Regions from separate parts of the Homo sapiens genome. Here all the other regions are linked to region 2. Evidence: read pairs that join two places in POLR2A ChIA-PET (ENCODE). Cell type or tissue: HepG2. All regions are shown on one strand.

Region 1 (8,000 bases), 200 kb before region 2:
AGCCAGGGCTGCAGTTTCATCTGGAACTTGACTGAGGAAGCACCTACTTCCTCACTCACTTGATTGATGGCAACATTTGGTTCCTCAGTTTCTACCTGGCTGTGAGCTGGAATTCACCCTCATTTTCTTGCCATGTGATTATCTCCACAGGCAGCTCACCATGCGGCAACCTGCTTCTTCAAAGCCAGCAGGAAAAAGTGCCTCCTCCCAAGATGGGCATTCCAGCCTCATGTAACATGATTGTTCATATTCATATAATCGCATATGCCCTGTCACCTGCGCCATGTTCTATTGGTTAAAGGCATATCACAAGCCCCACCATCACTCAAGGTGGAGGAATTAGGCAAGGCTGTGAATACCAAGAGTCAGGGATCAAGGGAGCCACGTTGGCTCACCCTCCAAACAGAGTAGAGAGAATGACAAAAGCCCCAGAAAACACAGGGTCTGGAGATAGTTGGAAGCACTTGCAAAGTTTAACCTGAGAAAGAGGAAAAAATAACAAACACTTATATTGCCTTTCCAAGGACTTTTGAATATATTAGCTCACTTAAACCTCATCCAACTTTGTAAGGTAAATACCATTATCATCCCCTTTTTACAGGTAAGGAAACTGAGGCACAGATAGTTCAAGTCACATGCCTACCACGACACAGTTATAGTATTGCTGGGAGTCGAATCCAGGCAGTTTGGCTGCAGAATTCATGCCAAAGATGAGATTGGTTTGTGCCAAAGATGAGATTGGTTTGTTTAGTTTCCCCCAAAAGACACTAGGACCAAAGGGTAAAAGCTGCCAGGTGGTAGATTAGGGGTTTATAATGATAAAGAGCAAGTAAAACTGTGAGTTCTGGTGAATTTCAAACTCCTAGCAGGAGAGAGCAGGGGTATTTCAGTTGGAGGCTGAACAACTGTATTTCAGAGACGGCGCACAGGGGATTCCAGCATGGTAAAGAACAGTGGACAAGACATCCTCTAAGCCCCCTTAAATCCGAAGATTAAAAACCATGTAAAAACTAGCAATCTCAAGGCTGGATTTGGCCCACAGATGCCTTGTGTTTGGTTCATGCCGCATTTTAAAATGTAATTCACAAACTTTCAGAAAAATTCAGATTTTCAGTAATTCCAGTTTCCAGCTTCTCCTGAAAAACCAGAAGCTCCGGGCCCACATTGCAAGGAATTACTTAGCAGGGGCTTAGAAGATGCTGTCCAGGTTAGATGAAGCAAGTGTACTCCAACCCGTCCCAGTGGACAGCCTTCTGTATTGTCTCTCCAACTGAGGCCACAGGTCTGTTATTTGTCATACTCACCTGTTTCAAGGCCCTGAACTGTACCATGAACTTCCAAGTCAGGCATCCAGGCAATATAAACCTGCATCAAGAGAGGAAGCACAGGAGAAACCCGGTCTTAGTGACTGTCCGAGAAGCTAAGTAAAGATAAGAAGGGGGTCATTGAGCTTAGTTCTCTGCTGTGGACTAAGATTAAGTACCTGGCTTCCCCAGATCTTCAATTCCCATACCGTTTAATGGGAATAACAGGTTCTGGTCTCACTACTCTCTGGGAAGCTTCAATGAGAAGTGCTTAACTAACTCCTCTCAATAGAGAGTTGCTTCTCAATAGAGAATTGCTCCTTCTCAATAGAGAATTGCTTCACTAATTCCTGTTCATCCTTCAGGGCGCAGATCCATAGGCTGAGGGAAGCCAAATCCTCTGCTACAATTACAAGGCCTGGGCTGGGCACGGTGGCTCACGCCTGTAATCCCAGCACTTTAGGAGGCTGACGCGGGCGGATCATGAGGTCAGGAGATGGAGGCCATCCTGGCTAACATGGTGCAACCCCATCTCTACTAAAAATACAAAAAATTAGCCGGCTGTGGTGGTGTGCGCCTGTGGTCCCAGCTACTCGGGAAACTGAGGTGGAAGAATCACTTGAACCTAGGAGGTGGAGGTTGCAGTGAGCTGAGATCATGCCATTGCACTCCAGCCCAGGAGACAGTACGAGACTCTGTCTCAAAAAAAAAAAAAAAAAAAAGAATTACAAGGCCTGGCCAGGCGTGGTAGATCTTACCTGTAATCCCAACACCTTGGGAGGCCAAGGTGGGTGGATTACCTGAGATCAGGAGTTTGAGACCAGCCTGGTCATCATGGTGAAGCCCCATGTCTACTAAAAATACAAAATTAGCTGGGCGTGGTGGCACACGCCTGTAATCCCAGGACTTTGGGAGGCCAAGGTGGGTGGATCACCTGAGGTCATGAGTTTGAGACCAGCCTGACCAACATGGTAAAACCCCGTCTCTATTAAAAATACAAAATTAGCCGAGCGTGGTGGCACCCGCCTGTAATCCCAGCTACTTGGGAGGCTGAGGCAAGAGAATCGCTTGAAACCAGGAGGCAGAGTTTGCAGTGAGCCGAGATCATGCCATTGCACTCCAGCCTGGGCGACAAGGTGAAACTTTGTCAAAAAAAAAAAAAAATTACAGAGCCTGAAACTTATTTTGTTTCCTTCTTACTATGGAATTTTCCTTCAGAAAAAAAGTTCTGAAGGGGAAAAAACAACCTTCTGAGAAGATAGAAAGAGGAGAACACATGGAAGGAAAACTTCATTGCGAAATAAGAAATCTTTGACATTGCTTGTCTGTTCTGTTTAAAAAAGAAAACTGTTTTGTAAGAGAATGAAAAAGGAGGAGGAGAAGCATAGTCTGCTGTAAATCTACTCAGTAATCCAATTCTCTGTGCCCAAGAATCCTAAGGCAGTCCTGGAGGAGAAAAGTATCAGAAAATGAACTGGGAGACTCTCAAATAGCAATTGTGTCTCAGCCCTAGCTCAGCCAATCAACAACAACAACAATAATAATAATAATATTAATAATAATAATAATATTAGCAAACACCTAAGTAACACCTCCTTAGGTGTTTGCTAATATAATAATAATAGCAAACACCTAAGTAACACCTACTATGTGCCAAGCACTGATATAAACATTTTATTATTAATTCCTTTAAGCCTGAGCCCAGCCCTGTGGGGTAAGTGCATTATCGTAATGCCAATTTATAGGTGGGGAAAACTGAAACCCAGAGAGGTTAGGTAACTCGTCCAAGGCCATGTAGCCTATTGGTGATAGAGTCAGGATTTAAACCCACATAGCCTTGCTCCCTAAGCTTTGTGTCCTTAACCACCATCATCTATTCAGGCTCTCAGGGATTTATTGAGGATGTACTTGTTCTATAAGGTACTATGCTAGGCACCATGAGGGTGAGAGGGAGGATGATGGAGGAGTCAGATAAGAGTGAATTCCTAAAAGATGGCACTTCCCAGTGAGTCCATTTTCTGTCTGTGGAACCTTGGACAAGACTACGAGCTATTGAGCCTTGCAGGTCTTGGTAGTTCCAGGGCTTTATACAATTTAAAAGGATTTGTTTATTGAAAGGAGGGATGCAGAGAAGGAAGAAGGGAGGAAGGGAGGATGGAAGGGAGGGAGGGAGGAAGGGAGGGAGGGAGGGAGGGGAAAGAAAGAAAAAAGAGAGAGAGAAAGAAAGAAAGAAGGGGGTGAGAGAGAGGAAGGAAGGAGGGAAGGAAGGAAGGAAGGAAGGAAGGAAGGAAGGAAGGAAGGAAAGGAAGGAAGGAAGGAAGGAAGCAAGGAAGGCAGGCAGGCAGGCAGGCAATAATACCAAGTTGCTCTCATTAAGTGCTTATTACGCTGGGTACTGCTAAGTGCCTTACCTACATGAAATCATTTAATCCTTATAATAACAAGCCTACATTGTGGTTAATATTATTATTACCTCCATTTTAAGGATAAAGAAACTAAGGCACAGGAAGTTCAGTAGATTGTCCAAGGTCATGCAGCTGGTAAGTCAGGGAGCCAGGATTCCAACCATGCAGTGTTATTTCAGTGCCCAGGCTCTGAGCCAGTGACGAAAACAGCAAATATTTGAGGTCAAGGTGTAATCCCTCCCATATGCAAGGCACCTGGTGAATTACAAAGCTCTTTGTGGAAAGGCTTCCAAGGGTGGAGATGGGGGCAGAAATTTCCAGGGTCCTCAGCCAGAGATTCTCTGATAACACAGGTAGAAAATACCAAGGGCTGCAGAGATGCGAAAAGGAAACCAGAGCGGCCAACAGCGCACTGCACAGAGGCCCTCTGGTTTTAGAGTCAACTCAGGTGCTGCTCTGTCTCCATCTCCTACAGCAGTTGTCCGATCACCTGTAATTTTAGCCCCCAGAACAACACTCCTGAGACACTTCTCTCATTCACCTCCCGGCACCCCCCAGGGCCAGCTTCAGCCCGTGAAATTCCAGCACAGTTCAGCAAAGCACAGACCAGACATGGCGTCCCACACCAGTGAGCTGGCAGCTGCTTCCTTTGTAACCAGACAGGTACACAAAGAAAAGCAGAGATCAGGGCAGAAGGCTTCGGGCTCAGTCAGGGCAGGCCATTTCTGTTTTTTTTCTCTTTTTTTCTCTCTCTTTTTTTTTTTGAGACAGAATCTCACTCTGTCACCCAGGCTGGAGTGCAGTGGCGCAATCTCAGCTCACTGCAATCTTTAGGGCAGGCCATTTCTCTGTGGGCCTTGGCAAGGCCTGGAGGCAGATGCAGAGGTTTGCACCGCCTCACCATAAAAGGGAGCGCTTTGTTCCTGCTCCCCTGCTGTGTTTGGCTTTTCTGCCCAGGTTATCCCAGGGCAGAATGGAGGTTCGAGTACTTGCCCAACCTGGACCCTTGATGGTACTAAAGCGTGGAGGAGTCGCTAGCAAGGACATCACGGTAGTAACCTGCAAAGTACGTAAGGTCCTGTTTTTCCTATTCATGCATCCCCTGGGGAGACTGGGCATTTGGGAGAAAAGCACAGCTTGGGTTTGATTCCCAGCTCTGCAACTAGCCAGCTGAGTGCCCCTGGGTAAGTCATTACACTGCTCAGAGCCAAGGTTTCCTCTCTTGTAAAGTGGGAATAATAATGCCCGCTTCGGAGAGTTGCAGCGAAGATTAAATGAGACAATCTGGTTTGTGGAAGAAACTTAATGAGGGGTGACTAGTGATGTCTCTTGTATGGTTGCTTCATAGATTTGTTTGTTTGTTTTTGTTTTTCGAGACAGAATCTCACGCTGTTGCCCAGGCTGGAGTGCAGTGGCGCCATCTCGGCTCACTGCAACCTCCGCCTCCCAGGTTCAAGTGATTGTCCTGCCTCAGCCTCCTGAGTAGCTGGGACTGCAGGCGTGTACCATCATGCCCGGCTAATTTGTGTATTTTTAGTAGAGATGGGTTTTTGCCATGTTGTCCAGGCTGGTCTCAAACTCCTGACCTCAAGTGATCCACCCACCTCGGCCTCCCAAAGTGCTGAGATTACAGGCGTGAGCCACCATGCCCGGCTGGTTGCTTCATATTTTAAATCCATCATTCACCATTCCTATCAATCCTCTGTGGCCACACATCACATTTTACATTCATTTGGATTTACATTACATTTTACATTCATTTGGATGATTATTTGATTAATGTCAGCCTTCCTCACTAGTAGTATGAAGGTAGGGACTATGTCTGTCTTGAGCCATCGTTCTAACCCCAGTGCCTAAGGCAAGCTGGGCACGTAAGAGGTGCTCAATAAATATTTATGGAATAAATTAATAAAGGAAATGAGAAGTACCCAATACAATGGTATATTCATTTATTTGGAGCAAAGTGTTACAAATCAGTTTTTATTATTGATAGTAAAAGTCCTGGAGTTTGTGTGTTGCTTTCTTATTAAGAAACAAATTAAGGTATGTTGAAGGTTGTCTTCAAAATAATGTCATCCTCTTTTGCTTGCATTTTGACGCACTTTCTTCGGTGACGCTGCAGTTAAATGCAAGTCCTAGGGATTCCGCTTCACTCAGCGTAAACCCTGATACTGGCTCCCATGGGAATATCATCCGTCATTGTGTTGTGATGGAAACAGGAGATTAAAAAAATGCAGTCTTGGCCGGGTGCGGTGGCTCACATCTGTAATCCCAGCACTTTGGGAGGCCAAGGTGTGTGGATCACAAGGTCAGGAGTTCGAGACCAGCCTGGCTAACATGGTGAAACTCCATCTCTACTAAAAAAAAAATACAAAAATTAGCTGGACATGGTGGCGTGTGCCTGTGATCCCAGCTACTTGGGAGGCTTAGGCAGGAGAATTGCTTGAACTCGGAAGTCGGAGGTTGTGGTGAGCCAAGATCGTGCCTCTGCACTCCAGCCTGGTGACAGGGTGAGATTCTGTCTCAAAAAAAAAAATGCAGTCTTACATCACAGAACACCTTTTCCTGTAGCTAGGAAATGAGGCATGAGAATAGCCTTGTCTCCCACTTAGAGGGCATGAAAACTGAGAAGTTAATGTTTCTGAGATCCTTGAGTGAAAGGCACAGACTTATCTGCTTCCTGCCATAGAATGTCCTGCCTTGAGATGTTGTTTATCAAACCATTAATCCTAATGTGTCTTCACCAGCCAGCACTTGATAGGATAAAAGCATTGTCCTCTTGGAGTGGCAGCTGGCAGACTCTATTCTAACACGTAGGGGCCTCCTTAGCAATAATGTAGTGTTTCTCACTGGAAGCCTCACATACCTCTGAGACGCAGGATGGTTTTAGGTGGCATCCCAGGAATTCTTTCTTTAATAGTTAAACTTTTTAGTACAACATGTAGTCAGAAAAAACTAGCCAATTAAATCCATGAATTCATGGATATTATTGCTTAGGGTGAACCCAAAGCTAGCATTTAAGTAAGACAAAAAAAAGAGTTAATTCAAAGAAAATACTAAGTAAATATGAAGAGTAAACTATAACAAGAAAATGACAAAAATCATAAGCAAGAAAAGCTAATATGTGAGTTTCAGAAATGCTGCTATTATTTATTTTCTTGCCTCTCTCCCTGTAAATCTGAGGGTTCTTTGGGGATATTCTTTATATCCCAGTGTCTAGCACGGTACCCGACACACAGGAGCTCAGGAAGCTCAGTGAATGAGGGATGGATGGATGCAAAAATGATGAACTGATGATAGAATGTTTAGATAGACTTGGCATCTGGGGCTCTGACAGATCCACTGAAGTAAAGTCCCTACCAACATACTGGGGACAATATTGCACCGAGTCAGGACTTTTCTTCCTAAACAGGTTTCTGTGTGATAATAATTGGATTAAAAAAAAAGAAGGAGCAGGCTGGCTCCAGGCCATGAAATGAAATCTAATGTGCCCATATGCCAGTTTCCCCTTTTTAGGATTCTCCCAACCAGAAAGAATTTCTAGCTGCCTGAGATGAATGGGGAGCTGGGAATACCGAGACCCACAGCTGGGACACGAAGGATGCTTTCGATAGAATATACTAGCTGTGTGGTCTTCGATGGGTCACTAAATGTTCCTGCCTGTCTCCTTCTCTGTGGAATGAAGGAGTCATTACAGCTAAAGAAATTATGTGATTCTGGGAGGAACTGGTTCTGAATTTGAAAGCCACGGAGAAGGGCAGGTCGGGAGGAGGTGCTGATGAGCTGGTACAAGGCTGGATTCAGGCTTGAAGAACTCACGTGACATCTAGTGATCATGCTGTGAGGTCAGCATTGTGGTTCTGGGTGGTAACATCTGTGAGTTCACCCACGGGCACTTCGAGGCTTAGAAACTTTCCTGTGTGTGCTCAAGGGATAGGGGGCGGCTCCTGCTGCTGGTGTCCCCACCTATCTCAGTGATGACCAGGGTAGCCTTGCCATGGCCAGCTAGGTAAGCAGGTTTGCTTCCACTTTGAATTCTTATGCCTTCTCCGTGCACTGCACTTTACAGTTTACAAAATGCTTTTCATGCCCTCTGTCCCATCTGATCCTCATAGGATCCCAGAATAAGCCACTTAGGGTAGTGCAGAGGGAGCATGGTAAGCCATTGCTCAAGGCTGCGTGACTGGCTCAGGAAACAGAGCATCCATTCTGGTGCAAAGAGCTCGCCTCAAGGTGGCCTAAGGCAGCAACTTGGAGCCAGACCCTTCATTCAAAGCCTGGCACAGGTGCC
Region 2 (8,000 bases):
TGGATCCCAGGGGAATAGTTAAGAAATCAAAAGGTTCCCCGCAACTGGGAGACAGCCAGAGAGGAGAGTCTCTCTGTGTTTCACAGATCAGCAGAAGTCCAGCCAAAAGTGAGCAGAGAAGAGGCACCCACCCACGAGGTGTTCAGGGGGAGGGAGTTCTGGGACCCAGCTAAACCGTGAGGGACCCTCCCCCCCAACACCCACTGCCCTCCCTCTCAATCCCACCTCCCTCCCTATGTCCTCTCTCACCTACCTGCCACTCCCTTTTGATGGCCACTGGCCTCCTTTATTCTCTGCTTCTCTCTCTCTTTTTTTTTTTTTTTTTTTTTGAGATAAGAGCTTTGCTCTGTCACCCAGGCTGGAGTGCAGTGGTGTGATCTCGGCTCACTGCAACCTCTGCCTCCCAGGTTCAAGCGATTCTCCTGCCTCAGCCTCCTGAGTAGCTGGGACTACAGACGCAGGCCACCATGCCCAGCTAATTTTTGTATTTTTAGTAGAGATGGGGTTTCACCATGTTGGCCAGAATGGTCTTAATCTCCTGACCTCGTGATCCACCTGCCTCAGCCTCCCAAAGTGCTGGGATTACAGGCGTGAGCCACCGCTCCCGGCGTATTCTCTGCTTCTCTTGAGCACAGTGGGCCCTCGGGAGGGGATACATCAGTCCCCTACACCTTAATGAAGACTTTAGGCACTGTGCTCCCTTTACACATCCTCTGCAATGAAGTTGTCCTCTCCACAAATGCAACATACACAGTCCATCCTCATCATTCACAGACTCCATGTTTGCCAATTCATCTACTTGCAAAAATTCCTTTGTAGCCCCAAAATGAAATCTCGCAGCAGTTTTGTGGCCATTCACGGACCTGCTCAGAGTGGTGAAAAATTTGAGTCAAATAAGATAACACTCTGTCTCCTGGTTTCAGCTCTCAAACCGTAAACAAGTGTCCTTCTTGCAGTCTATTTGGTGCCACACTTATGCATTTTTGTGCTTTTTGTTGATGATTTCACTGTTTAAAATGCCCTCGAAGTGTAGTGCTGAAGTGCTGTCTAGTCTTCCTAAGTGATATTCTTTATGGAAAAAAATAGATGTGTTAGATAAGTTTCATTTAGGCATGAGTTATACAGTACCATTGGCATTGAGTTTAATGTCAATGAATCAACAATATATATTAAAATGTCTTTCAGCAGAAACACACATAACACAAGTTTATATATTAATCACTGGATGAAAATATTGTGACCAGAGGCTTAAAGGAACTTAACTCTGTATTTCTCCTAGGAGCAATGGGTCAGTATTCACTTATTCAGTGTTCACTGCAACTTTATAAGGCATAACTAGCATTAATAATGAGAATCAACTGCATGTGTATATTTGCATGTGTGTGCATGTGTTTGTGTGTATATGTGTATATGTATATACATACATATACATATATACATATACATGTATACATATATACATATATACATGTATACATGTATACATATATACATATACACATATATACATATACATATATACATACATACATATATACGTATACATACATACATATATACGTATACATACATATATACATATATACGTATATACACATATATGTATACATACACATATACGTATATACACATATATGTATACATACACATATATACGTATATATACGTATATATGTCTATATACGTATATATACATATAAAAGACACACATGCCCATCTTGTAAAGAGTCCTTAAATTTGCTTCCTGCCTTTGAAAGCTAAAATGCTGTGATTCTAGGCGTAAGCAGAGCTAACTGAAACAGTCATCCTGCTTCTCTGTGTAACCCAATGTTCACCTGTTGAAGGCAGGACCATCTAGATCATGAAGTCATTTTTCTTACAAGAACTTAAAGCTAAGACCTCTACCTGAGATCTTCCTCTGCCACCTCCTGCATCTTCACATCATCCTTGGTTCACTGGAAAGAGCCCTGGCCTGGTTTGGGAAATCTGGGTCATCCTGCTAGCCTCACACTCCCTGGGGCCAGCAGTAACCACCAGTGCCAGTCACTTAAACCTGTAAATGCAATTTTCCCTTATTTCATGATTTTCCTCACCCAATCACTTGGGAGAGCTAGTGAATAAAAGTGCATTAGAAAGTCTAAAGCTTCATAGAAATAGGAGATGGGGAGATAAGCAAAAGAGAGTATGGGCTTTGGGCTTAGACTGGCGCTGGGGAAAACCAACTGATGCTGGGGTTCTGAGCTTGGCTCAACTGTTTGCCAGCATTGTGACCTTCAGCAAATTTCTTAACTTCCCTGGGCCTCTGCTTCTCTGGGATAGCTCAGAGCAGATTACATGGATGAATAAGGAAAGAGAAGGAGGATAGTAACAATTCCCAAGTGCCCGTACACCACGATGAGTGCCTTGTGCATCTCCTCTAACCTTCAGAGGTATTTCAGAGGTATTTCTGATCCCTGTTTTATAGAGGTGCCAAGAGTCATTCTGCCCAAGGTCACAGGTAAGTGGTGAAGCAGAATTTGGACTGAGATTGACAGCCCTGTTCTGCTTGCTGCCAGGGACCCTCAGGAACACCCTGGTGTAATCATCTCTTCCCAGTACAAGGCAAGGAGCCAACTTAATTAGAGAGTTTATTTATAAAGAATTTCACAAGGCCCCACCCAAGAAACATGTCAGTACCTTTGAGACCAGCACTGACCTTTTGCATATGAACTGCTCTTGTGTTTTGGTCAACTGATCTCACACCAGGCCTGAAGCCAAAACCAAGAACATTCATTTCAAAAGAATGATTTAAACAAAAAGAAAGAAAGAATACCACCCTCTGGCACTGTGTTTTAAAGACAGTGTACACCATCTATAAGCCCCATTTTGTCAAGAGGGACAGAGGCCCAGGAACAGACTCATTTGGAAGAAATAAATTGTCTGTTCTTATGAGCACTGATGCAGAGGACCCCTCCATGAAAAACAAAGAATATCAATTTTTTTTAACTGACAGACATTGAAAAGCAATAAGATTTCCTTTTTTCTTTTCTCTGTTTTCCTGGTCATGTCTGTTGAGCCATCCTGACACTGCATCTAACAAAGGCCAGAGAATTCTTCCCCTTAAGAGACCCTCAGACAGAAGTGGGGCACACATCACCCGGTGGGGTGGGGAACATTATAATTTACCGCACTCCAATCACCAAAAGCTCCTTGCTGCTCCCCGGCATCAGACAGTCACATACAATTCACAAATTTGTAAATTTTTGAGGCTCCCAGCAGTCCTTTGAGGTGGATATTGCGTCATGATGTCATCATAATAGGTTTGTTTGCCCGATGCACAGTAAGTCAATAAACCAAGGCAACAGGGATTGCAGCAAAGAAAGAGTTTAATAATCATACGGCAGCCAAACAAGGAAACAGGAGGAAACCTCAAATCCACCCCTCCAGGGAGTTGGAGCTAGAGATTTCAAGGGGTTTGAAGTGGGCCAAGGTCCAGGATTATTGATTGGTCAAAGAGTGCAGAGTAAAGTCATGGGACAGGGAAATGAAGAAACTGCATTCTCGTGCTGATTCGATTCCTCTGTGGTTGTTTTCAAACTGGTTGGCATTAGCTTTCCTGCTGGAATTCAGGATCTGAAGAACATCTTAGGCAATTCTTAAACAAAAGCCTTATGAGTCCATGGTCACTGATCGTAGCTATAGGAACAATGGGGATATAAATCAATTCGTAAACAAAAACCTATGATTCTAAGGTTAGAAATCCTAGGTATAGGAACAATGAGGATGCAGATGGTCAGTATCTAGTGCTACCTGACTCTCAGTTACAAGGAAGTGGGCCAAAGTGTGGCCTGATTAGTGCTTAATAGAACTATATTTCTGCACAGGACCCAGGATGTAATTTTTGTTATCCCTGTGAGGACCGTTTCAATGATACTCATTTTACAGATGAGATAAGCAGAGATCAAAGAGGAGAAATGATTTGCACAGGGCTGCATATCACACGCACACGTTCTTCCCACTGATTCTGGCATCCATGCCAGGGGAGGTAAGACTCCAGAGAGTTCTGCCAGGCCTTTTGGAACACAGCCTATATGTCTGCTGAGGGCTTCTCTAGCCAAAACGCTCAGGCACAGCCCATTCTTACCATCAGCAGGCAGGAGAAGCATGATCCTAAAACCAGGGGAGGCCCCCTGCCCTACTGAGGCGTGGGGCACAGGGCAGTCTTCCAGCAAGCTTCCTGGAAGTGAAACCAGCCACATCTCTGGAATCTTGGAAATAGCTGTACCGGGGAGCAGTTGGCATCACTGCCGACAGGTGGCCATGGCAGGCTTGTTTTCCAGGAAGACCACAGATGATGCAGACAATGGGTTTGTTACATTTTGGGGTGTGTGTCTGTCCATGTGTTGGGGGTAGGGGAAGCAGCTTTCTAAAATACAAACATCTGCCTCCATTAAGCCTCCAGATCAATAGGACACTAGCGGCAGACCCTGATCTCTTGCTTGACTCTTGGTCTTCACCCCCAGGAGACCTCCATACCAATAGCTCTGTCCTCCAGGGGTGAAGCTGGAAGACAAAGGAGGCACTGTGATGGGCCAGTGAATGCTGCTCAGCCTTGTTCACGTCATGACACTCCTAGAAAAGAGTGGTAGCTATACAACTCAGCAGGTCGATGGAGGAGGCTGCTAACAGCTGAAGAGAAGGACCTAGAGGCCCCTGGCCACTCTAACAGATAATGGATCAGCAGCCAAGGGCACCGATTCAGATGATCTGGGCAATGGGCCCTGAAGTCAGACGGTCCTGAGCTCTTCGGTAGCCTTGCTGCTCAGTGTGCCCTATGGAAGTACTGGCAGCATCCGTATCACCTGGGAGCCCCTTAAAAATGCAGAACATAGGCTGGGCACAGTGGCTCACACCTGTAATCCCAGAAGTTTTCAGGAGGCTGAGATGGGAGAATCACTTGAGTCTAGGAGTTCAAGACCAACCTAAGCAGCATGGTGAGACCCACCCCCACCCCCAGCCCGTCTCTACAAAAATTAAATAAATAAATAAATAAAAATTAGCTGGTTGTGGTAGCATGTGCCTGTGGTCCCAGCTACTTGGGAGGCTGAGGTAGGGGGATCACTAGAGCCTGGGAAGTCGAGGCTGCAGTGAGCTGTGATCACACCACTGCACTCCAGCCTGGGCAACAGAGTGAGACCCGGTCTCAAAAAAAAAAAAAGGGAGAATGCAGACCTGTTTCCAGACCTGCCAACTCTGAATCTACATTTTAACAAAATGCACAGGTGATTTGCAGGCTGTTCTGCATAACCACTGGTTTTGACCAAGGGATGCAAACTCAGATGCCCAAGGGACCAGGCATTACCATGAGTCAGAAGCCCAGGCTGGGAGTTCGAGGCCATCCTGCAAGAGAAGTCACAACTTAGCCCCAGCCAGGGAAGCCTGATTTCCAGATTCTTTTATAACAATCAATTCTCAGGCCGGGTGTGGTAGCTCACGCCTATAATCCCAGCATTTTGGGAGGCCGAGATGGGTGGATCACAAGGTCAGGAGTTCAAGACCAGCCTGGCCAACATGGTGAAAACCCATCTCTACTAAAAATATAAAAATTATCCGGGTTTGGTGGTGCACGCCTGTAGTCCCAGCTACTTGGGAGACCAAGGCAGAAGAATTGCTTCAATTCTTCAGGAAGCGGAGGTTGCAGTGAGCTGTCATCACACCACCGCACTCCAACCTGGGCCACAGAGTGAGACTCTGTCTCAAAAAAAAAAAAAAAAAAAAAAGAAAGAAAGAAAGAAAAGAAAAGAAAAAGAAAAAGAAAAAAAGAATCAATTATCTGGGGTCTCCAATATCCAGACTCCTTATTTTTAAATATTGGCAACTAATTTAAAAATCTTTTGAAACACTGTATACGTCAAATAAAACAGCCACCCACTTAGGGTATCTTAGGGAGCCAGTTTAGTGCCTCCAGCTTCAGACAGAAGACACTGAATTTGGCCTTACCCTCTCTGTATAGGGGACCATTGAGCTTAATGGTTAAGGCCACAGGATGTACAAAGGACCTAAGAGTTTAAATCTGACTCAGCCAATTCCTAATTATATAACCTTGGGCGAGCACTTGACGTGCGATCTTTGTTTTTCTCACCTGTAAAATAGCCCCAGTTGGCCGGGAGCTACGGCTCATGCCTACTATAATCCCAGCACTTTGGGATGCCAAGGCGGGCCGATCACCTGAGGTCAGGAGTTCGAGACCAGCCTGGCCAACATGGCGAAACCCGTCTCTGCTAAAAACATAAAAATTAGCTGGGCGTGGTGGTGGGCGCCTGTAGTCTCAGCTGCTCAGGAAGCTGAAGCACAAGAATTATTTGAACCTGGGAGGCAGAGGTTGCAGTGAGCCGAGATTGCACCACTGCACTCCAGCCTGAGTGGCAGAGCGAGACTCAGTCTCAAAAAATAAAAACAAAACAGGGCCAGTAAATGTCCCTAGTGGAAAAGGGATTAACCTAAAGACTGATTGAGGTAACGCACTCTTAAAAAATTGTAGATACTTAAGAGATGTTGATTTGCTTCCTCTAGCGCCTGACTGTGCACACAGATCACCCAGGGGATCTTGTTAAAATGCAGGCTCTCATTCACTAGATCTGCAGTCCCGCCTGCCTGGGGTTCTGAATTTCTAACAAGCTCCCAGGTGATATCAATGCTGCTAGACCATGATCTAGGCAAGGGTCATCAAAGTTTTCTGCACAGAGCCAGATGCTACCTATTTGAGGCTTTGCAGGGCACATGGTCTCTGCTGAAGCTACTCAGTCAGCTCTTGTAGTGGGAAAGCAACCACAGACAATACGTAAATGAATGGGCAGTGCTATCTTCCACTGGAACTCTACTCATGGACACTGAAATTTGAATTTCATATCATGTTCCCACTTCGAATAATATTGTTCTTTGATTTTTTTTCCCGACTACAGTAGCTCCCCCTTATTGGCAAAGGATACATTCCAAGACTCCCGGTGGAAGCCTGAAACCATGAACAGTACCAAACCCTACATTTACTGGGTTTTCCTATACATACACAACTGTGATATAGTTTAATTTATAAATTTAGGCACAGTAAGAGAGAAATAATAATAAATAATAATAAAATCAGACAATTATAGCAATCTACTGTCACAGAAGTCATGTGAATGTGGTCTCTCCCTCTCAATATGTCCTGCTGTATAGTACTCACCTATTTTTGGGCCATGGTTGACTGCAAGTAACTGAAACCACAGAAGGTGAAACCATGGATAAGGGGAGACTGCTGTTTAAAATTTTGAAAACTCTTCTTAACCCATGGGCTGTACAAAAACGGGTGGTGCGCTGGCTTTGGCCCTCAGGCCATAGTTTGTTGACGCATGATCTAGGTCATCTTCAACTCTGAGCCTGGCCATCTCCCTCCCCAACCAGGCTGTAAGCTCTGTGGACGCACAAGCTGTACCCAGTGACCTCAGCTCCCCTCCCCGCCTAGGCCAGGGCCCTGGACAGCGGAAAGCCCTGTCCTTTGCCCTACACAATGAGCAGAAGCCTGGGAAGAGAAAGTGTTGCCTTTCAAGGCTGACACTTCTCTGGTGCCTCCCTTCCCCTCCATTCAATTTCACGGTCACACTGTAACTCTATAAACATGTGGTTTATATGACTCAAAAGAATCAGTGACCCGGGAGCTCAATAACAACAGAAGGAGTTTTCATTTATTAAGGGAAAGAGCTAAGAAAAGGAACCAGCACTGATAAGCAGGATAATTAGACAGTTCCCCAAACAGTCCATCAAACCCTGTTGTTCCCATCACCTTCCCACCACCCCTTCTGGCCCCTGGCAGCAAGTGACCCAAGCGGCTGGGGCAAGGACACCTTTGAGCTCTGAGTCCTGATCTTCAGAAGGGTTGGAGGAGGGGCAAAGGCTTTTGAGAATTTGAGACTAATGGCTTGCCATGGTCTGAATGTTGGTGTCTTCCTAAACATATTATTAGGTTCATATGTTGGAACCTAATA
Region 3 (8,000 bases), 62 kb before region 2:
TCGGCGGCTTAAAAAATAATTATTCTTGCTCTCACAGGTCAGATGGGAATTGGCTGCTCTAGGCCTGGCGCTGAGTGGACCAGCAAGCTAGCCAGGACATGGCTAACTGCAGCAGTACAAGAGGGTCATACCCAAATTCACAAGCACATTTTAAGCCACTGTTTGTGTCACGTTTGCTACCAGCCCATTGGCCAAAATAAGCGACATGACCAAGCCCAGAATTAGGGATAGGGGAAGTATACTCCGCCTCTAGTGGAAGAAACTATCAAGTCACCTGACAACAGGTATTGATACAGAGAGGGGTGAAGAATTAGGAACGATGATACAATCAACTGTAATAGGTGGTCAGGAGATACTTGTTTCCTAATTTCATACACTCCTTCACATCCAGGGGCCTCTTTGTTTTACTTTGTGCCCATCCAAACTCCCTGCAGGGAGAAAATGTAAAATGCACATTCATTGGTATGAGTGGCCAATGACTGTTGTGTGGCACCTCAGAGTAAAAGAGGTGCTTCTTGGACAACAACAAAAATCATAATTGTCCATCTTAGTTGTTTGCTGTGAGCCAGGCTCTGAGCTCAGCGTATACTCTGTGTGTGTGATGTCATTTAATCTTTCAGCAACCTCAAGAGGTAGTACGTTCCCATTTTACAGCTAATGAAACTGAGGCTTTGAGAGGTTAATCAACCTGCCCATGGTCATGTAGCTAATATGTGCCAAACAGGGCTTTACAATGCCAAGTCTCAAATGCAGATATTTCTAACCAATGCTGTGCTCTTTCCATTAAACTACTAAGGGCAGGATTTTCACTGGGGCCAAAACTTTAAGTCCGGGTTTCCCAAACTTCAATCGTTGGTCACAACCTTTACAATTTTTACCATATTTATGTACTGTGTATACTGTAATTCATATAATTATTGATATTTTTAAGTTTTATCTTCAATAAACCTATTTTCAAAGAAACTGATGACTACCATAAATGGAAAACCAGTATCTCCTGACAAAAGAAAATAACCATAAAAAACACAAGAACAAAGCAATATTATTGAATTCATGCTGGATACTCTTGCTTGCTATGGGCTCCAAGCTCTCCAGGAAAGTGGGAGGTTTGCTAATATTGGGGAGGTGTTGAAAGAGCACAGGAACCAAACTAAGACTCTCCTTAATAGAGTCTCAAAAGCTAAGCCAGGTGTAGCGGCTCCTGTAATCCCAGCAATTTGGGAAGCTGAAGTGTGCAGGACTGCTTGAGGCCAGGAGTTTGAGACCAGTCTAGGCAATGTGGTGAGACACCCCCCCAATCCCTACAAAAACTTTTCTAAAAGTGTGTCTGTAGTCTCAGCTACTTGGGAGACTGAAGTGAGAGGATCACTTGTGCCTAGGAGTTCAAGATAAGCCTGGACAAGATAGTGAGACTCCATCTCTACCAAAAACAAAAAAAATGTAAAAAAATATTAAAAATATGTAATCCCAGCACTTTGGGAGGCCGAGGTGGGCGGATTGCAAGGTCAGGAGTTCGAGACCAGCCTGGCCAATATGATGGAACCCTGTCTCTACTAAGAATACAAAAATTAGCCAGATATGGTGGCGCGCACCTGTAATCCCAGCTACTCCGGAGGCTGAGGCAGAAGAATTGCTTGAACCCAGGAGGCGGAGGTTTCAGTGAGCTGAGATCACGCCACTGCACTCCAGCCTGGGCAACAGAGCAAGACTCCATCTCAATAAATAAATAAATAGCTGGGAACAGTGGCACACATCTGTAGTCCTAGCTACTCAGGAGTCTGAGGCAGGAGGGTCACTTGAACTCAGGAGGCCAAGGCTGCAGTGAGCCATGATCATACCGCTGCACTCCAGCCTGGGCTATAGAGTGAGACCCTGTCTCAAAAAAAAAAAAAGAAAAAGAAAAATCTCAAAGCTAGAAAATTCACTGAAAAGGAAATAACTTTCTCAGCATATGATTCAGTCTGTTGATGCTATTTTCAAGCATCACCAAACATCATCTCAGATGCCACCAGGATCTCTGTCCCTACCTCATATGCCTGTAGCCTTGGAAGAGGAGCCCACAGTAGGCTCCGAGAAAAGAACACCAAGAGGCCTTCTGGAGATCCCTGGGTCCCTCCTCTGCTGACCCCCTTGGATTTGGAACTCATAGACATGCAGAGGGGCATTCTGGGTGGTGTCTTCCAAGACCAAAGGCCAGTTTTCTCATGACATAGAATATAAGTAGGAGAGGTAAAACCCAGACACATAAAACAGGTGACCAGACAAGCCCCCAAGCCTTTGGCAGTTACAGGGACACACAGACCTGTATTCAAGCTGACTCAAGTTCAAGAGAGTTTCACTTGGTTCCCAGCAACCAGCGAAGGCAGGGGGCTTCAGGGGAGCCAGCCCTTGTCTCTTAACCTGATGGCTTTTTACTCTCCATACAGAACCAAAACCTCTTCCACAAGCCAAACAGGTCTCCACTCACTTCAGCTGCTCCATCTGGAATATCTCATCCAAAACAGAACCACAGAGGGAGAGGGGGCCTTGCCATTTGCTATTCTTGTATTTCTGCAATATCTGCCTCCATTCTTTCCACTGTTTCATTGTTTCTCAGTCTCTGCTCACAAAGCCAGTCAAATCAGAAGTGCCTCAATCCTTGACTCAAACCCGAGAAAACCCTTACTCATAGTTTGCAGGGCCTGGAAAGACTTTCTCAACATCCTCCTGCTCCCATAACGCTGTATTTGCAATCTTCTTGGAGCACCTATTATAACACATCTGCTCCTTCTTTATCCCTCTATTACCCCAAAAAAAGATCTAGCACAAAGAAGCGCTAGCCGGATGTTTAAAACTCAGGTGTAAATATTTATGGAAACTGCCAACACTAAATAAGCGACCTTATGAGTCAGGTTCTCCATCCACCTTCCCAGGGGGACTCAGATGCAAGAAATGTAAGTGGATTTTTCTAAGGTTCATTTTCTATTTTAAGCACCAGCATGAACAAAAGTCAGTTTGGGGTTCCCTCCCCTTCTCCTAGAGTTGCGCCAGACTTTTGGAGCTTGAGTTAGTTCCAAGACAGTGGGAGGAAACACCAATGTTATTGATCCAAATGGCATTCATGGAGATGTCCATCACTAGGTGCTCAGCTGATGGTCCACACAGGTTGCTGTTGAGCCAGGGATCCATTCCATGCATCTCCACTGCTCTGTGCTCTTCCTGGATGCACGGGAATCTTCCTGCTATTCTCATACCTCAGTAGGCACCCTTTCCGCGGCTCCATCCACCTGGACGTTTCAAGCAGCCACTTCCACTCTAGGGTCCTGCTGCTTCTCCAGTGACATAGTTCTACCAGGAAGTAATGTGCAGGTCCCCTCCTTGCCTGAATCTCCTTGGGACTTGTTCCTTATTCCAAGGCTCACGTGCCAGAAGTGGGGTACAGCTCCCCACCCCACCCCAACCCCCAAAATATCCCCTTTTGTGGATTTACCTCCACTTTTCCCCTTTCCCCCAGACAGGGAATTCTTGTCTCATCTCAGAGGTGAGAAGCCCTGCTCTTACATACCGTATTTCTCCCAAATCTGTTGTCTCCTATGCCAAGAGTTGTTTTGGTTTTCCTAAGAACTTGGGTTTTGGAAACAAAAGCAGAGGGCAGGGAGCAGTTACGTCCCTTTCCCAAAGCAGTAGCCACAGAGCAGCCCACTGGCTCAAATGGAGAAGGGTCTCAAGAGAAAGGACATACCAGGTGGAAACAATTACCAATTAACGTTTCAGAAATATCATCCAGCCTCACAAGCTTTAAACACACACGAAAGCACGTATTACTTGTAGAGTAAATTATTAAAGCAGACAAGTTTAAGATGCAAGGAGGTATTTTTCTGCCATTCCTGGGCCCTTAGCTTTTTTTTTTTTTCAGACGGAGTTTCGCTCTTGTTGCCCAGGCTGGAGTGCAGTGGTGCGATCTTCGCTCACCGCCACCTCTGCCTCCCGGGTTCAAGTGATTCTCCTGCCTCAGCCTCCCAAGTAGCTGGGATTACAGGCATGCGCCACCATGCCCGGCTAATTTTGTATTTGTAGTAGAGACGGGGTTTCTCCATGTTGGTCAGGCTGGTCTCGAACTCCCGACCTCAGGTGATCTGCCCTCCTCGGCCCTTAGCTCTCATTTAATTATTGTCTGGCTTTAGGGAGGATTCTGGGTCCCTTGTCCTTGCCTTCTTAATTTTCTTAGGAAAAGTGTTTTGAAGGAAGGAATGTCACTGTCAAAAGGCACAGTTTCACCTCTGAGTCCTCTCTGGATTCTCCCCTCTGGTGTTTTCTCTCGGACCTGGGAACCTCTTCTCTCCTCCTGTGTCTGCCACCTCTCACCACCCTTTCCCCAACCACTTCCTGCTACGACATCATTCTAAGAACTGAGCTGAGGCTGGAGAGAGCTAGGCAGTGGAGGGCCAAAGGCACTGTGATTCCAAAAAGAGGTCTGAACCAGGTTCTCCCCCATCCCTCCCCTTTCCCGGAACAGTCAGAAAAAGAGGAGAAAAGCCACCAAGGCCACAGCACTGGGAGGCCCCAGGCAGCCACCCCAGGAATGAGGGAGGAGGCCACGGGATAGAGGCCGCTGCTGCTCTTCCAAAGGGGATTTCTTCACTTCCTGCCAGGCTCTGGTACACAAACCTGTGTGTTTAGGAGGGAAAGGAATGTCACTGATTGCTCCAGTGGTGGTGGAAAGGGAAAAACGAAAATAACCTGCCCAGCAGTTCAGTTTCCTGTGCATGTGCCTGCATGTGCGAGCGTCAGTCCATCCGCCAGCCCAGCACACTTCCTGCTTGTCTGGGCTGGAAGGCGTTTATTTGGGAGGGTTGCGTGGAGCCAGGGCATGCTGAAAAGGCATTCCCAGGGCCCCTGACACTCACGTGGCAGGACAGCTGCCACCTGCCACCTAGAAGGAGGATCTTTATCCTCAGTGTGCCTTCAGGGACTGGTGGAGAGCACCTCCCTCTTCCTCTTCCCCACCTCATACCCCTCCCCTCCACTGCCAGCCTCCAACCCTGAATGTACGGTTGACTATCTGCTTATATGTCTCGTCTCCCTGCTAAACTTCAGGCTCCCCAAAGGGTAGCAATGGGGTCAAATTCCATTTTGTATGTCCTGCCTAGCACAGTTTCTGGCACTCAGTGGGTATTCAGTATATGTTTGTGAAACTGCACTCTGTCTCCCATCTCCCTCCCTGAATAGTTCCTTTCTCCCATCATCAGTCAGTCTTGTCGCTTTTTTTTTTTTTTTTTTTTTTTTTTTTTGAGGCAGAGTCTCGCTTGCCCAGGCTGGAGTACAGTGGTGAGATCTCGGCTCACTACAACCTCCACCTCCTGGGTTCAAGCGATTCTCCTGCCTCAGCCTCCAAGTAGCTGGGATTACAGGTGCCCAGCTAATTTTTTGTATTTTTAGTAGAGACGTGGTTTCTTCATGTTGGCCAGGCTGGTCTTGAACTCCTGACCTTGTGATCCACCCGCCTCGGCCTCCCAAAGTGTTGGGATTACAGGTGTGAGCCACCGCGCCCGGCCCCTTGTCTCTTTCTTTAAGCACATCCTCTCAGTAAATGCTCTGAACTGTCCTATAGGAGAAGTATTGTTACCTCCATTTTACAAATGAGAAGGCTAAACTCAAGGTCAAATTCATACCAATCATAAAATATTAGAGGTTTGAAATATTGAGATTTGAACATGGGGTCTTCTGATTTATTTCTACTATAACTCTTTTTTCCCTCCTCTGTTCTTCATTTATCTTTTCCTTTATGGGTCTGTTCTGCCCCCCCCGCCCCCCCACCATTTCTAATTTGCCCTCTCATTATTCTTAGAGATCTCTTACAGTGATTTCAAGGACTCTCTGGGCTTTTGGCAGAAGGCTTAAGTTGACCCCTGTGGGGCGAGATTAGGTGGCAACGCAAAGTGTGAAGATAAACATCCTTCACATCCCTGCTCAAATCTCACCCCCTTGGTGGGGCGCAGTGGCTCACGCCTGTAATCCCAGCACTTTGGCAGGCCGAGGTGGGTGGGTCACAAGGTCAGGAGTTCAAGACCAGCTTGGCCAACATGGTGAAACCCCATCTCTACTAAAAATACAAAAATTAGCCGGGCATGGTGGCGTGCACCTGTAATCCCACCTACTCAGGAGGGGCTGAGGCAGGAGAATTGCTGAATCTGGGAGGCAGAGGTTGTAGTGAGCTGAGATCACATCATTGCACTCCGGCCTGAGTGACAGAGTGAGATTCCATCTCAAAAAACAAAAACAAAAAACAAACAAACAAATAACTTCCTCAAAAAAGGTTTCCCTATCACTTTTATAAGCTCATCTTTTTAAGTGTAAATTGTGTGCACATTTTATAATGTCCATATGGATCAGCATATTAATACAAGTATAACTTTTAGGTAGATTTAAAAAACAAATAACTCATCATATATTGAGATGCATCCTCACCTTTTTTTGATAGGGGGCCTGATCAAAAAGTTTGGGATAGGGCCAAGCACAGTGGCTCAAGCCTGTAATCCCAGTATTTGAGAGGCCAAGGTGGGAGGATCATTTGAGCTTAGGAGTTCGAGACAGCCTGGGCAACATAGTGAGACCCCCATCTCAAAAATAAAAATAAGGCCGGGTACGGTGGCTCACGCTTGTAATCCCAGCACTTTGGGAGGCCGAGGCGGGCGGATCACGAGGTCAGGAGATCGAGACCACGGTGAAACCCCATCTCGACTAAAAATACAAAAAATTAGCCAGGCGTGGTGGGGGCGCCTGTAGTCCCAGCTACTCGGAGAGGCTGAGGCAGGAGAATAGCGTGAACCCAGGAGGCGGAGCTTGCAGTGAGCCGCGATTGCGCCACTGCACTCCAGCCTGGGCGACAGAGCAAGACTCCATCTCAATTAAAAAAATAAAATAAAAAGATAAAAAATCAAAATCAAAATAAAAAAGTTTGGGGTAGGACACTGAGTGTGGCTTAAGTCCTTTCACAGTCTTGTGATTTGGATTGCCCTTCTAGAAAATGGTTGGAATCCTTAACCAGAAACTTCTTTATTATTATTATTTTTTTTAAATGGAGTCCTGCTCTGTCACCCAAGGCTGGAGTGCAGTGGCATGATCTCGGCTCACTGCAACCTCCGTCTCCCAGGTTCAAGCGATTCTCCTGCCTCAGCCTCCCGAGGAGCTGGGATTACAGGCGCTTGCACCACGCCTGGCTAATTTTTGTATTTTTAGTAGAGACAGGGTTTCCCCACATTGACCAGGCTGGTCTCAAACTCCTGACCTCAGGTGATTCACCTGCCGCTGCCTCCCAAAGTGCTGGGATTTCAGATGTGACCCACCGCACCCGGGCCTTAACCGGAAACTTAACCAGCACAGTGTGAGGATTGCCAGAGGAAATGCTCTAGAAATATGGGAGTTTCCATCTTTGGAGGCTGGGGAGGGGCAATCTGTACCCCTGAAAAGGGTTTCTCAAACAATGAGGTCCCCCAATTTCTCAGGAAGCACTTTTTCGTTTTCTTAATATCAGCTTTATTGAGATATAAGTCACTTACAATACAATTTACCCACTTTAAGTGTAGTATTAAGTGGCTTTTAGTATATTCGCAGATATGTGCAACCATTACCACCTTCAATTTTAGACCATTTTCCTCTCCCCAGCGAGAAACATCATACTCATTAAGCAGTCATTCCCCTTCCCTCCTCCCACACCCCAACAGCCCTAGGCAATTTTTTTTTTTTTTTTTTTTTTTGAGATGGAGTCTTGCTCTGTCGCCCAGGCTGGAGTGCAGTGGCACCATCTCGGCTCACTGCAAACTCTGCCTCCCGGGTTCACAACATTCTCCTGCCTCAGCCTCCCGAGTAGCTGGGACTACAGGCGCCCGCCACCACGCCCAGCTAATTTTTTGTATTTTTAGTAGAGACAGGGTTTCACCGTGTTAGCCAGAATGGTCTCGATCTCCTGACCTCATGATCCGCCTGCCTCAGCCTCCCAAAGTGCTGGGATTACAGGCATG

What was found. ChIA-PET counts read pairs that join two places held together with the same protein. Peaks named below come from ENCODE experiments on the same cell type or tissue, not always from the same donor. Only the 100,000 strongest peaks of a DNase experiment are listed, where the experiment ranks them.
Region 1: POLR2A ChIA-PET joins it to region 2 with 18 read pairs; 3 of 35 experiments call an interaction of 5 or more read pairs at or near these places.
Region 3: POLR2A ChIA-PET joins it to region 2 with 11 read pairs; 3 of 35 experiments call an interaction of 5 or more read pairs at or near these places.

The regions. Positions count from the first base shown.
Region 1 is chr22:32,776,542-32,784,541 of GRCh38, reverse strand. All of the region lies in intron 6 of SYN3 (synapsin III), which reads left to right. Among named protein-coding and RNA genes, the nearest start is that of TIMP3, 21 kb to the left of the region's middle. In HepG2, no CTCF peak of the experiment used is centred here; DNase peaks (open chromatin) are centred at 3,941, 4,321 and 4,461; H3K4me3 peaks cover 875 bases.
Region 2 is chr22:32,579,552-32,587,551 of GRCh38, reverse strand. All of the region lies in intron 7 of SYN3 (synapsin III), which reads left to right. SYN3-AS1 (SYN3 antisense RNA 1) reads right to left here. Exons shown (of 4, transcript XR_001755503.2): 1 at 7,202-8,000; 2 at 3,166-3,675; 3 at 1,906-2,053; 4 at 1,033-1,068. Among named protein-coding and RNA genes, the nearest start is that of SYN3-AS1, 8.6 kb to the right of the region's middle. In HepG2, a CTCF peak has its summit at 4,301; DNase peaks (open chromatin) are centred at 3,491 and 7,471.
Region 3 is chr22:32,641,344-32,649,343 of GRCh38, reverse strand. All of the region lies in intron 6 of SYN3 (synapsin III), which reads left to right. The region is part of intron 1 of LOC105373002 (a long non-coding RNA gene); the gene reads right to left. Among named protein-coding and RNA genes, the nearest start is that of SYN3-AS1, 70 kb to the right of the region's middle. In HepG2, a CTCF peak has its summit at 4,575; a DNase peak (open chromatin) is centred at 4,663.